Regions from separate parts of the Homo sapiens genome. Here region 1 is linked to region 2. The links are chromatin loops, found by intact Hi-C in ENCODE. Cell type or tissue: Calu3. All regions are shown on one strand. Each heading gives the region's core, and the rest is flanking DNA. Links, peaks and the distances in the headings are about the cores only.

Region 1 (4,000 bases), core at 1-4,000, 64 kb after region 2:
CTTCTTGTCTAAAACAGCAAAAGCAATGGCAACAAAAGCCAAAATTGACAAATGGGATCTAATTAAACTAAAGAGCTTCTGCACAGCAAAAGAAACTACCATCAGAGTGAACAGGCAACCTACAGAATGGGAGAAAATTTTTACAATCTACCTGTCTGACAAAGGGCTAATATCCAGAATCTACAAAGAACTTAAACAAATTTACAAGAAAAAAACAAACAACCCCATCAAAAAGTGGGCAAAGGATATGAACAGACACTTCTCAGAAGACACTTATGCAGCCAACAGACACATGAAAAAACGCTCATCATCACTGGCCATCAGAGAAATGCAAATCAAAACCACAATGAGATACCATCTCACACCAGTTAGAATGGAGATCATTAAAAAGTCAGGAAACAATGGGTGCTGAAGAGGATGTGGAGAAATCGGAACACTTTTGCACTGTTGGTGGGATTGTAAACTAGTTCAACCATTGTGGAAGACTGTGGCGATTCCTCAAAGATCTAGAACTAGAAATACCATTTGACCCAGCCATCCCATTACTGGGTATATATACAAAGGATTATAAATCATGCTGCTATAAAGACACATGCACACTTATGTTTATTGTGGCACTATTCACAATAGCAAAGACTTGGAACCAAGCCAAATGTCCATCAATGATAGACTGGATTAAGAAAATGTGGCACATATACACCATGGAATACTATGCAGCCATAAAAAGGATGAGTTCATGTCCTTTGTAGGGACATGGATGAAGCTGGAAACCATCATTCTGAGCAAACTATCACAAGGACAGAAAACCAAACACTGTATGTTGTCACTCATAGGTGGGAATTGAACAATGAGAACACTTGGACACAGGGTAGGGAACACCACACACCGGGCCTGTCATAGGGTCGGGGGAGGGGATAGCATTAGGAGATATACCTAATGTAAATGATGAGTTAATGGGTGCAGCACACCAACATGGCACATGTATACATATGTAAAAAACCTGCACGTTGTGTACATGTACCGTAGAACTTAAAGTATAATAAAAAAATAAAATAAAATAAAAAAAGAAATCCAAGCCAGGTCAAAACCAAAACCCAAGTATCAAGCAATCCAAGTCAAGTCAAAAACAAAAACCAAAGCGCAGGTACAGGCTGCCATGGGTGATCAGGCCACGCTTCCACTCAAATGGAGTGGGCGAGTTCCGAAGACCAGTCTTACCAAGTTTCAGATGTCCAGACTCCTAGTGCCAGTTCCTTCCCGGTGTTCAGCCACTGCGTTGATCCTCCACGGGGGCCTGCCAGGCACTGCTCTGGTGAGCTGTTCCACTAGGGCAATTGCCTACCCGCGAGCGCTCTCAGGATTCGTGTTGCTCAAGCTGGCTGGAGTCCCCCACAGGGATGTTCCACAGGGCAGACCTAAGCCTCCTAAGGGGCTGCCTCGAAGTCTGTTAATCACCTCGCTTCCCGGTCAGGGAACCAAGAAATGTAGCAGGACAAGCCACAGACAAAACCCCTCAGACACCAAGTTAAAGAAGGAAGGGCTTTATTAGGCCAGGAGCTTCGGCAAGACTCACGTCTCTAAAAACGGAGCTGCCCGAGTGAGCAATTCCTGTCCCTTTTAAGGGCTTACAACTCTAAGGGGGTTTGCGTGAGAGGGTCGTGATTGATTGAGCAAACAGGGGGTACGTGACTGGGGGCTGCATGCACTGGTAATCAGAATGGAACAGAACAGGACAGGGATTTTCACAGTGCTTTTCCATACAATGTCTGGAATCTATAGACAACATAACCAGTTAGGTCAGGGGTCAATCTTTAACCAGGCCCAGGGTGCGGCGCTGGGCTCTCTGCCTGTGGATTTCATTTCTGTCTTTTAGTTTTTACTTCTTCTTTCTTTGGAGGCAGAAATTGGGCATAAGACAATATGAGGGGTAGTCTTCTCCCTTAATAAGCTATTTTGTTTTATTCAGAATTTTATCTTCCAAGAGCAAATATTTCCTGGAGAGCAAGTACCTAATCTATTTTTGTTTGCTTTTGGTATTTCACTTGGGACAGGAAAGAATGTCCAGTACCAGTATTGTTTATCACAAGGACAGGAAAGTATGTTGGTTTGAATTCTCAGCCATCAGGAAAACTTACTTCTAAAGTTCTAAAATTCACCCTCAAATTTTTAATTTATATTTTCTCTTCTTTGTCCACCACCCAGTTTTCCTCAGCTTTGTTGTTTAAGTAGTCGATAACCTCATTTCTTATCTTAGTCACTAAATAGGCTTCAGGCTCAGATTTGATCAGCAGGGGATCTTATTATCTTCCTCTTTCCAGTGTCATTATCTACCATGAAATTAGTTGTCTAGCTAATTTTAAGAGTCTAGTTGTTGGAATGGTGAATTATTCCCAGGGTAAAGTGTTTCCTTTTCACTGTATTCATCAATGCCCCTCAAAACTCCCTGGGCAAGTCACTATTTATTCTGGGGATGATTTTTTAAAACACCCCCCACCTAAAAAGTACTTTCACTCACTGGTAAGCTGAATCCTTTGTCTGAAGCCTTCCTTTACTGCCATAAAGAAGGGAAGGGTGAATACCACAGCATAGGGAAAAGAAGGCTAGAATATAGGAACATTTCAATCTGACAGGAAGCAGAGAGCCTGTGGCTGGCAGAATAATCCCCACCACCACCACTGCCACCTAGATATATACACACATTCTAGTCCCAGGAATCTGTGAATACATTACCTTACACGGCAAAAGGGATTTTGCTAATGTGATTAAGAGCCTTCAGACAGGTGGGCCAAATGTAATCACAAGGGTTTTTAAGAGTGGAGAGGGAGACAGAATCAGGGAGAGGTGATTATGCATGAAGGATGGAGGACTGCAGTTTAAGAAGGGCTCAACCCTCTACAGGTGGCTTTGAAAATGGGGAAAGGGGGCCATGAGCTAAGAATTGCCAGCAGCCTAAAGAAGCTGGAAAAGGCAAGGAAAGGAATTTTCCCCCTAGAGCTTCCTTTGGAAGCCTTAATTTTAGCCCAGTGAGATTCATGTCAGACTTCTGACCTCCAGCATATAAAATAATACATGTCTATTGTTTTTGCACCACTAAATTTGTGTGATAATTACAGCGGCAATAGAAAGCTAATCCAGAGCCCTTCTGGTTCTGAACAAGAGAAGTTCCGACACAGAGAGCAAGAGCAAGGGCCAGGCAAGAGGTGAGATGTCTTCTCACATCAATACTCAACTAGGGAGGAAAGGGGCAGAGGAGAGCAAGAGGCTCAGAAACACGGAGTCTTGTCTCCTCCTGCTCCCTAGAGGATGTATCCACTTCTTGCACACACAGACACCACACTAAGAACAAAGGCAGATCCCTGAGTGAGGAGAAACAGCCCAAGGGAATTTTATGTTGATTGCTACTTATTTTGTATATGCAGTGATTTATAATTTAAACCAGATGACAGCTGGGCATGGTGGCTCATGCCTGTAATCCCAGCACTTTGGGAAGCCAATGCGGGCAGACCACTTGAGGTCAGGAGTTTTTGAGACCAGTCTGGCCAACATTGCAAAACCATGTCTCTACTAAAAATACAAAAATTAGCAGGGCATGGTGGCACATGCCTATAGTCTAGCTACTTGGGAGGCTGAGGCACAAGAAACACTTGAGCCGGGAGGCAGACGTAGTGAGCTGAGATCATGCCACTGCACTCCAGCCTGGGCAACAGAGTGAGACTCCATCTCATACACGTACAAAAAAAATAATCAATTAATTAATAAGCCAGATGAGAATGTAGCCTTTGAATGGCAATTTTTTTCTTGCCTCAGTAAGAACACAGGTTCAGATCAAGATAAACAAACATAAAGGCATTTTTGCATTACACATACATTCACAAATTCAATAGACTAAAACGAATATACATTATTTTATTTCATTCTCTACTTCTCCCTCTCTCTCCATGGAACTGGTGATAATCTTGGTGAGACTAAGGAAACGGTCCCTGAATACTTTTATGTATAC
Region 2 (8,333 bases), core at 2,576-6,575:
ATTTGGGATGGTAATTTATATAGTAAATTTCCTTCCGATATTACAAATGTTGGGGGAGAATATTCAGTGACATTACCCAAGAGGAATCATAGCATTTTTATTTTAGCCCAGTTTGATTGGCAGCGATGGATTAGATAGACATTTTCAGGTTAGCCCTAATTTGGTTGGTTCTCTTCTCACCAGAAAGGGTCGAATGGGATCCCTCCTTTCAGAATTCAAATGTAGCTAAGGCCAAAAGCCAGAGTCCTCTGCAGAGAAGAGCTTAAGGATTCTGAGAATGAAGAATTTAAAATTTTATTAAAAGCTTTGGCAGCATAATTTATCCTCCTAATTCATCCATGGTTGATATTTTATAGAATGTAAAGGAGGAAACACACATCCTTAGATCTACCACTGATAAAGATTAATAATTAAAGTGAATTGGAGTTTATCAACATTCCAAACTGAAAAGTTTCAGTAAACACAAATATAGTATCTCTCCAGCACCTAGCACATGTCTATATGTAGTGAGTGGTCTCCTGAAAGGATGAGGGAAAGAAAAGAACAAGCATGCAAAACCTAAATATTAAATTAAATGTAACAAGAAGAGTGAGAATTGTCCAGATGGATATAAGCAAACCATGGTCAGTACCTAAAGAAGAAGCTTTCATATGGGAGCCTGATGGGGGCTAACTCACCCAGGTGAGGGACATACCAGTTTCTGGTAAAGAGTGGACAGCCAGTGCTAGATCCTATCCTATGTGGAGAATCCAGACTTGTTCCAGGCATATTCTCCTTAAATTACCTTTATTCCATTTATTGACTTCTGGTTCTACATTCTGTTCAGTTTGTCAACAAAATTGTGTATTCTCTTATATTCTCTATCTTTATAAACCCTCTGTGTATGGTGGCAGAAAAACACTTTGTTGGGAAGAGACGTCTCCATTTAAATCAAGATTCTAGTACTCAGTGAGGGGAAACAAAAACAGCAAGCAGTAATTGTGACAGAATAATGCTGGAACAAGACATATTTATGTTTGAGGTTGATGCATATTATCCACCATTTGTTTGTCAACCATTTGTAGCAGGCACAAAAAGGTTAAAGAAAATGGAACAGAAGAAAAATTTAACCTTGAAGGCATTTATATAGACTGACCTAATTTTCTTTGAATTCGGGGAGTGGGACTGCTCTACTTTTAGTAGGCAAACAACGGAGGCTTTTGTGTCTACTGTATTTGACCAAGGCCTTGTGTCCTCACATGGGTTTCTGTGGAAGACTGGTCTCATAAAAGCCAAAGGGGTTCCATGGTCATATCAGTTTGGGAAACGATGGGTAACACCACTGCCCAACTCCCCCCAACACACACACAGACACACACACAAACAGGCATGAACACATATCAAAGGTTCTGAGATTTCTTGTAGTAAGAAAACTGTTTCACCCAGGATTTACCAATTCACTTGATAATCAGAAATTCTAGGCCAGGCGCAGTGGTTCACGCCTATAATCCCAGCACCTTGGGAGGCCAAGGCGGGTGGACCACCTAAGACCAGGAGTTTGAGATCAGCCTGACCAACATGGTGAAACCCCCTCTCTACTAAATACAAAAAAATGAGCCAGGCGTGGTGGTGCATACCTATAATGCCAGCTACTTGGAAGGCGGAAGCAGGAGAATCAAATCGCTTGAACCTGGGAGGCAGAGGTTGCAGTGAGCTGAGATTGCACCATTGCACTCCAGCCTGGGCAATAAGAGTGAAACTCTGTCTCAAGAAATAAAAATAAAAATAAATAAGTAATCAGAAATGCCTTGAGGAGTTTCAAGCTGCTATTCCATCACAATATGTTATCTTGGAGGAAAACACATTAATCTATCCAGACTTAGGCTACACATGTATTTGTTGGGCATCTACCTAATGCCCGTCACTGTGCTGATATGTTCATGGGAGCTCTTTAAGTCATTCACAGCAAAGCTTGGGTGACCACAAGAAAGAAATCAGTTTCAGAAATGAAGAATTAAAAAGTGAAAGAGAAAACAAGAAGCAAAAGAACTCTTGCCTGAGGCTATCTGTGGCAAGAAGGTAAATAAAGGGTTAGTCATTTATAAATTCCCTCCAATTGCTATACTAGTCACCCAATAAGGGCAGCTCCACATCTCCTTCCCAAGGTGTCTGCAAGATGATTTATTTCAGAGATAAAAGCAACTAAGCCACCTAGAAACGCAGCTTCTTGGGACCTGAAAAAGTCACGTCGCAGGTTCCTTCTCCTCCACTTCCATAACCCGCCTCTTTCTGTGCATGATTATAAAAGTGTTAATTACCCACTATAATTCACCTTTGTTTTTCACACAGTACTAAAAAGCAATTCAAGCCTGCTGAATGGAGGCCAGGCTCCCTGCTCTAACATGGTCATTACAAAGAAAAAGATAACATTTGCTGGTCATTACAAAGAAAATAACATTTGCTGGCCTCAGAGAGTTACAGGCAAACACAGCTAGACCTGATTGTCCCAGGGTGAATGTGTCTAAGGATCTACCTCTCCATCAAGTTTACAGTAATCAGCGACTTTCACACCGCTGCCTAAATTCTAATCACAATGGGTCAACAGAGCACAACAATTTGTGCTCTTCCCCCCCAGAGCCTGAGAGAAATTAGGCCACACCTAGTGAAATAGGCAAAAAAATGTAAACACCTGATGTTTCTCTATCCTCAGCACCCAGCAGAGGATAAGATACAGAATAGACACTCAGTAAACATTTGTTGTATAAGTGAATGAATTGGGAAATGATTCCTGCAGAGTGACATCAGCATCTGAAGTTTTTGCTTTAAAATCATGAGGCAACTTTTCTATCTCAGAGGGTCAGGTGAGCACGTTTGCAACTCTAGATGATTTTGGAACCTGGTGACTTAAGTAGATGCCAGTCCTACTGTGGACCTCCTCTTTATTGTACTGCCTGGAGCCTTATGTGAAAAAAGAATTGAGCAGGAAATAATGCCATGCCAGGTTAGGGATGTCCGCCATGGGCACAAGAGGGTGTCATAACAATGCATGTGTCTTTTTCCACACTGTCTCCATAAGTCAGAACTAATAAAACCCTATTTCTCCAGACAGACCCAGATGACCCCAGCTGTTCTGAAACACCATCTCCTATTTGTCCCATCTTGCTTGTACCTGGAGCAGATTTTCTGAATGAGTTGGAATTTAAAACTACAGTGAGTCTGTCTGGGTACTGGAGCTTCTTTCTGAAACATGCCAGATGGAATTGTAGGGGATGACTCACACAGACTGAGTACTCCCTACCCGTCTGAACACGCTGAGTGCGGCCTGACATCAGGACTCCCAAAGAAAATTTTAAAAGGTCAGCTGGGAACTGTAAGTGTAGTCAGTCAGGAAGGAATGCATCAGAAGGTGTGATCTCGCAAACCTGTTCATGCAAAACACCCTAAGGTGAATGGCCAAGAATATTTGTGAATCAAGGAAATACTTTCCCAAAGGGTTCCTCTCCCCGGAACTGTACCACAAGGTGAGAGGGAGTGCCTCTTCTCACTTTTTTGCCAGTCTTCAAGGTGGCAATTCGCCTCTTACTCCCAGGCCAGACCATTGTCTGATGGGAACAACCAATCCAAAGAGGTTAACTAGAGGGCAAGGAACCTAAGAGTTAAGTGACCCACATTTTGGGGGGGGGGGTGTGTCGTCTGTGTGTGTGTGTGTGTGTGTATGTGTGTGTGTGTTGTTCCCCTAATTCTATAACTGTCTGTCTGTTTCCTCTGTTCCAGTAGTATAATTAGAACTCTGATTATAACATCAGATGGATAAACGAGTTGTTTATGTGTTTAAGACCCAGTATCTCTTGCCCTCATAGCAGAATCTATTTAGTTACCCTTAGAGTTCTCCCTTGCCATGGAAGAAATGCTTCACATAGAGCCTTGGGGGAAAGAAAGATAGAAAAGAACTATTAGAATCAGAAACATCTCATCTTTAGCTACTTTAGATGGCTTCCAGCCAATCTGTTTGTAGCCCAGCATCTCTTCTAAAAATTGGAATCTGGATTCAGATTCTGATAGGTTTCAAGAATCACATAATTTCAGAGTTGGAAGACAATTTCAGAGTTAGAAGACATCTAGATATCTCACCAACTATCTTGATACTTATAAAATTTTAAAGAAATTTATACGCCCAGCAATTGCCTCTGGTCCATGAAGAAAGCTCATGATGTGCTGACACTGAAAAACAAACAAACAAACAAATAAACAGCACCTAATGATGCAACACTTTAGACCTCTCACAACTGTCTTCAGAGTATAAGGAATATAGACCTTCAAGTAGCATAGAATTGGCCACTTGAAACAAGGGAAGATGCCTTTGCAAAAACGTGTTTGGCAGTAACTGGAGAAATGTTTTTTTAAATTGATACAATGATAGCTTTTTCAGGCTCACTAAAAGAAGAAACTAATCAAGAACACTTTTAAAACAACATCCAGCTTTACATTCAGTCTAAAAGACAGGTATTGAAATTTATCAAGCAAGGGGACAATGCAGGGACAGTGAGTTTATTTGCCTGACAGGATACTTTGCATTTTCACTCCTAGGAGTGAGCCATTAAAGCCTGACAAACAACTCTTAAAGAAAAACAAACGTAAAAGAGGCTTAGGAAATACTCCAACCTTGAGCTAGCCAATTTCTAAATCATGTTAGAGAAGTTTCCAGAAGAATCAAGCATTCCAGAAAATACCATCATATATCACGCATTTCCCCCTCCTGGAATATGTGCAAAAACAAGCCTTTCTTCAACAGGAAAATGGTGCTGGTGTAGGACATCTACTCACGGCATCCAGGAAGTAGATCTAGCAGCCCAGAGGTGGAGAATCACCCAGCAGGAAGGTCAGAGCTCAGCTCCCTAGCATGATGCCTCACCATCACGTGGCACCTCCCACGGTCCCTGGTCAGTGGCTGTGATCTGTCTTCTCCATTTTTGAAATGGGAGTCCAAGGGGCCCAGTGAGAACTGACTGCCTGTTGCGAGAAGCCGATCTGAGAACTGTAAAGTTACCCACAGTTTCAAGGCTTGTGCAAGTCTGTGATTCACTCCACTATGGGTCCATGAAGCACGCCTAAGAGAAATTACAGGTTTCTCCTGTCTGAAGCAAATCCATTAAAGTGAGTCACTTGTTTGTCTTTCAGTTCTTCATCCTTATCTCAGATGATTGCATGAGACTCTGCTTGCATCTGCTGCACTGGGATAATTGGAAGGAGGGTGATAAAATGCAAGGTTATGCCACTATTGTTGATGATTTTTAAAGGCTGATACTTTTTTTTTTTGCCTGTTCTGATGTTGAACTTGGAGGAAATTGGCTGATAAACTGGTGCATCAATTGTGATCTAATTCCTAACCTAGCAACAGAGAGATTTCTGTTTTATTTTTGTAATGACCGGGACAAGGAGTTCTCACTGAGCCACTACATGACTGTGGTAATTCAGACACAGAAGACACTGTGTCCACTTGTGGGGAATGCACACGGTTTGACTTTGGACAGGGGAGCCAGTTTGCATTGTTCTGCTAACCACCAAACAGTCCCACACATCCTAGTTCTACTGTTGTCTACTCACAGGCCTTCCTTCCCCAAAGATCTAAAGCAAACCCTCATTTAGATATTTCCAGGAGAAATGTGGACAATAAGGAGAGGTAAGTGAGGAGGCAGTTTTGTTATGGGTTTTATAGCAATGAAGGTCAAGGAGGTGCTGTTTATGGAAATGGGTCAGCTCCATTTAGGTCAGTAGTTAAGAAATGGCTCATTTGGGAAGTGGAAAAGCCAATATCAAGCCATTGTGTAATCAAAGGACTTTTTATTGCACATATTTACCGAACATACTCTATGTACAAGGCACCATGCTCTGCACTATGGGCATACAAAAGTGAGTAACACAGTGAGTAACAAAAGTGAATACCCCATTCCCCAAAACATATACATATGCACACAAAAAGACCAAAAGGAAATAAACAATATAACACAAAAGTGAAGGACATAGATTATAAAATTACAGGAAATCAGGTGGGGAGAATCAGCGCTTCTGGTTGGACCAATCAGGGAAGAATTCTTGAAGAAGGCAGAAAGTGAGGGAGAGCTCAGGCACACGTGCAGTGAGCAGATCCCTGTGATGTGTACTCTTTCCTGGCCAGGTAACTGTGTATTATGACCACAGTAATGAATGAAAGGATTTTTCAATGGTAAGCTCAACAGATTTTGCTGGCTGATACCCCTAATGTTGAACAGACCAAATCAAATGCTTAACTCTTTAATTTGGAAGTCAGTGAACTAGTTCCCATGAGGGTGTCTTCAGCCAAACTTATGCATGGGGTCATGGCTGTGTGTTTGCTTGTGTTTGCATGTGGGTGGGTGGGTTCATGTATTCACAGGACTCTAATTTAAAAAAAACAACTAAAACTAACATGTGAATTTGAATGAGCAATTATTATGAGCCAAGTACTATACTACTTTACCTACATTTATCCACTTAAAGTCTCAGGGATTTAAATGGCTTTCCCAAGAATCATTATGTATTAAGTCTGATACTTAAAAATCTGCCTTGGATACTATCAGTACCAATTTCTCCTAGAGTCACCTGACCAAATCACTTTCTTGGTGCGGTGTCAGCAGGAAACTGAATGTGTCTCTACCCAGGGTCATCCAGAGTCAACCTAATCCATGCAGTTCCTTGACATTTTTCAAGATGGTGTAGAGTGGGCTTTGGGATGCAGGAGAGAGGGCATAGCTTCTTCCAGGAATTCCCAAATAATTCCAGAGTTTTTCTCTAAGCATCCTTGGGGTTTCTTGGTTAATGATGAAGCTAAGGTGGGGTTTCTTTCCAACCATCCTGTCTCAGGGAGTGAGTATAGCTGAGTAGTGAGTACTTCCATAATAGATGTGACTGCTCAAGACACAAAGCAAATGCTAGGCCAATCCCTCCCTCTCTCCCTAGTGCTCAGAGCTGTTATCTGTGAAATGAAGCAATTGGAGTTCATCTTTTATAAAATTTGTCCAGAGTTACCATCCTATAACTATATTTGCTTCATGAAATTCCATTTTCACTTCAATATATGGACTCTGGGTAAGTGACATCTCTTTGTACCTAAGCCTGCATTGAGGAAAACCAGGACTATGTCTATCTCACCCCTTCTCTTGAAAAGAACATACAAATCTATTGGTAAATGGTAAATTAAAACCACTCTCTGACTTTATTTGTGAAGGATGCTTTTGTTGTCCCAAGATAAGCAATGCCATTTGAAAAATGACTATTTCTCCAGGTTGATGCATTTTTTTTAACTTCAGATTGATGCTTTTTGTCTGCTCAAACTTTCCTACTTATAGGAAGATTATTTGTAATAAGAAACAAAGAAAGAAAGAAAGAGAGAGAGGGAGAAAAAAAGAAAGAAAGAGAAAGGGAGAAAGAGAGAGAGAGAGGGAGGGAGGGAGGGAAGAAGGAAGGAAGGAAGGAAGGAAGGAAGGAAGGAAGGAAGGAAGGAAGGAAGGAAGGAAGGAAGGAAGGAAGGAAGGGACTGCACTCATACCTAAGGTGAGCCCCACTTTCTCCTTTGTAATGAAACGTCATCAATACTGACTTCTTGTTGGGATAATTAAAGGCTGCCCATTGCCCCTTTGCCTTCATCCACTAGTTAGATGCTGCTGCAGTCATCTATGTCCTTGCTTTGTAAAGAGGTTTTTTTTTTTTCCTCAAAGAGCTTCTACCTACAATACTGTTCTATCAGGTAACACCTGGTTTGAATGTTGAATTTGTTTACATACAGGTTAAGAAAAAGAGCAGCTCTGAATTGGAAATGTGATATTTCCTCTCTCCAATCCCAGGTATCAAAAAAGCATATTGTTGGTGAGGATTGACCTTACATTGTCAGTGTAGGCAGAAGATCTTTCAGTGTCTATATGGTCTTGAAGAGGAAGTACAGGGCTGGGAGCCAGCACACTTGGGTTTCTACCTCTGGCTCAGTCCTCGATTAGCATTGACTCACAACTCCAGACTTCCATCTCCTTAACTGAAAATGGTCATCTTTCTGTCTCAAAAGCTCTATGCTTTTCCCCTTGGTTCATGGCCAAGGAAGTTGTATCTAAGCCTAAACCAAGTTGACAATCCAATCTATTTAAATTTGAAAAAGTGGATATACTGGCAGTGGATTCCTTTTGAAAAAAAAAAATAATCTGCAATGTCCTACTTAGAGTCAGCCCAACTCTTTGTGACTATTCATGAGGCTCCTCCCTCAGCAACACACAGAATCCAGCCAGGTGAAATCTCAGGCCGCCTTTTCCAAGATGAGACAGAGGTTGCTTTCTGAAGACAAATGTGAC

What was found. Peaks named below come from ENCODE experiments on the same cell type or tissue, not always from the same donor. Only the 100,000 strongest peaks of a DNase experiment are listed, where the experiment ranks them.
Region 1: it touches region 2 in a loop (5-fold over the local background); 5 of 110 quality-filtered maps call a loop at or near these places.

Annotation. Positions count from the first base shown.
Region 1 is chr6:47,632,701-47,636,700 of GRCh38, reverse strand. No RefSeq gene overlaps it. Among named protein-coding and RNA genes, the nearest start is that of ADGRF4, 64 kb to the left of the region's middle. In Calu3, for the core only: no CTCF peak of the experiment used is centred there; DNase peaks (open chromatin) are centred at 1,440 and 1,810.
Region 2 is chr6:47,695,265-47,703,597 of GRCh38, reverse strand. ADGRF4 (adhesion G protein-coupled receptor F4) reads right to left here and starts at 5,018. Exons shown (of 10, transcript NM_153838.5): 1 at 4,804-5,018. It also overlaps the pseudogene ADGRF2P. In Calu3, for the core only: no CTCF peak of the experiment used is centred there; DNase peaks (open chromatin) are centred at 3,287 and 4,957.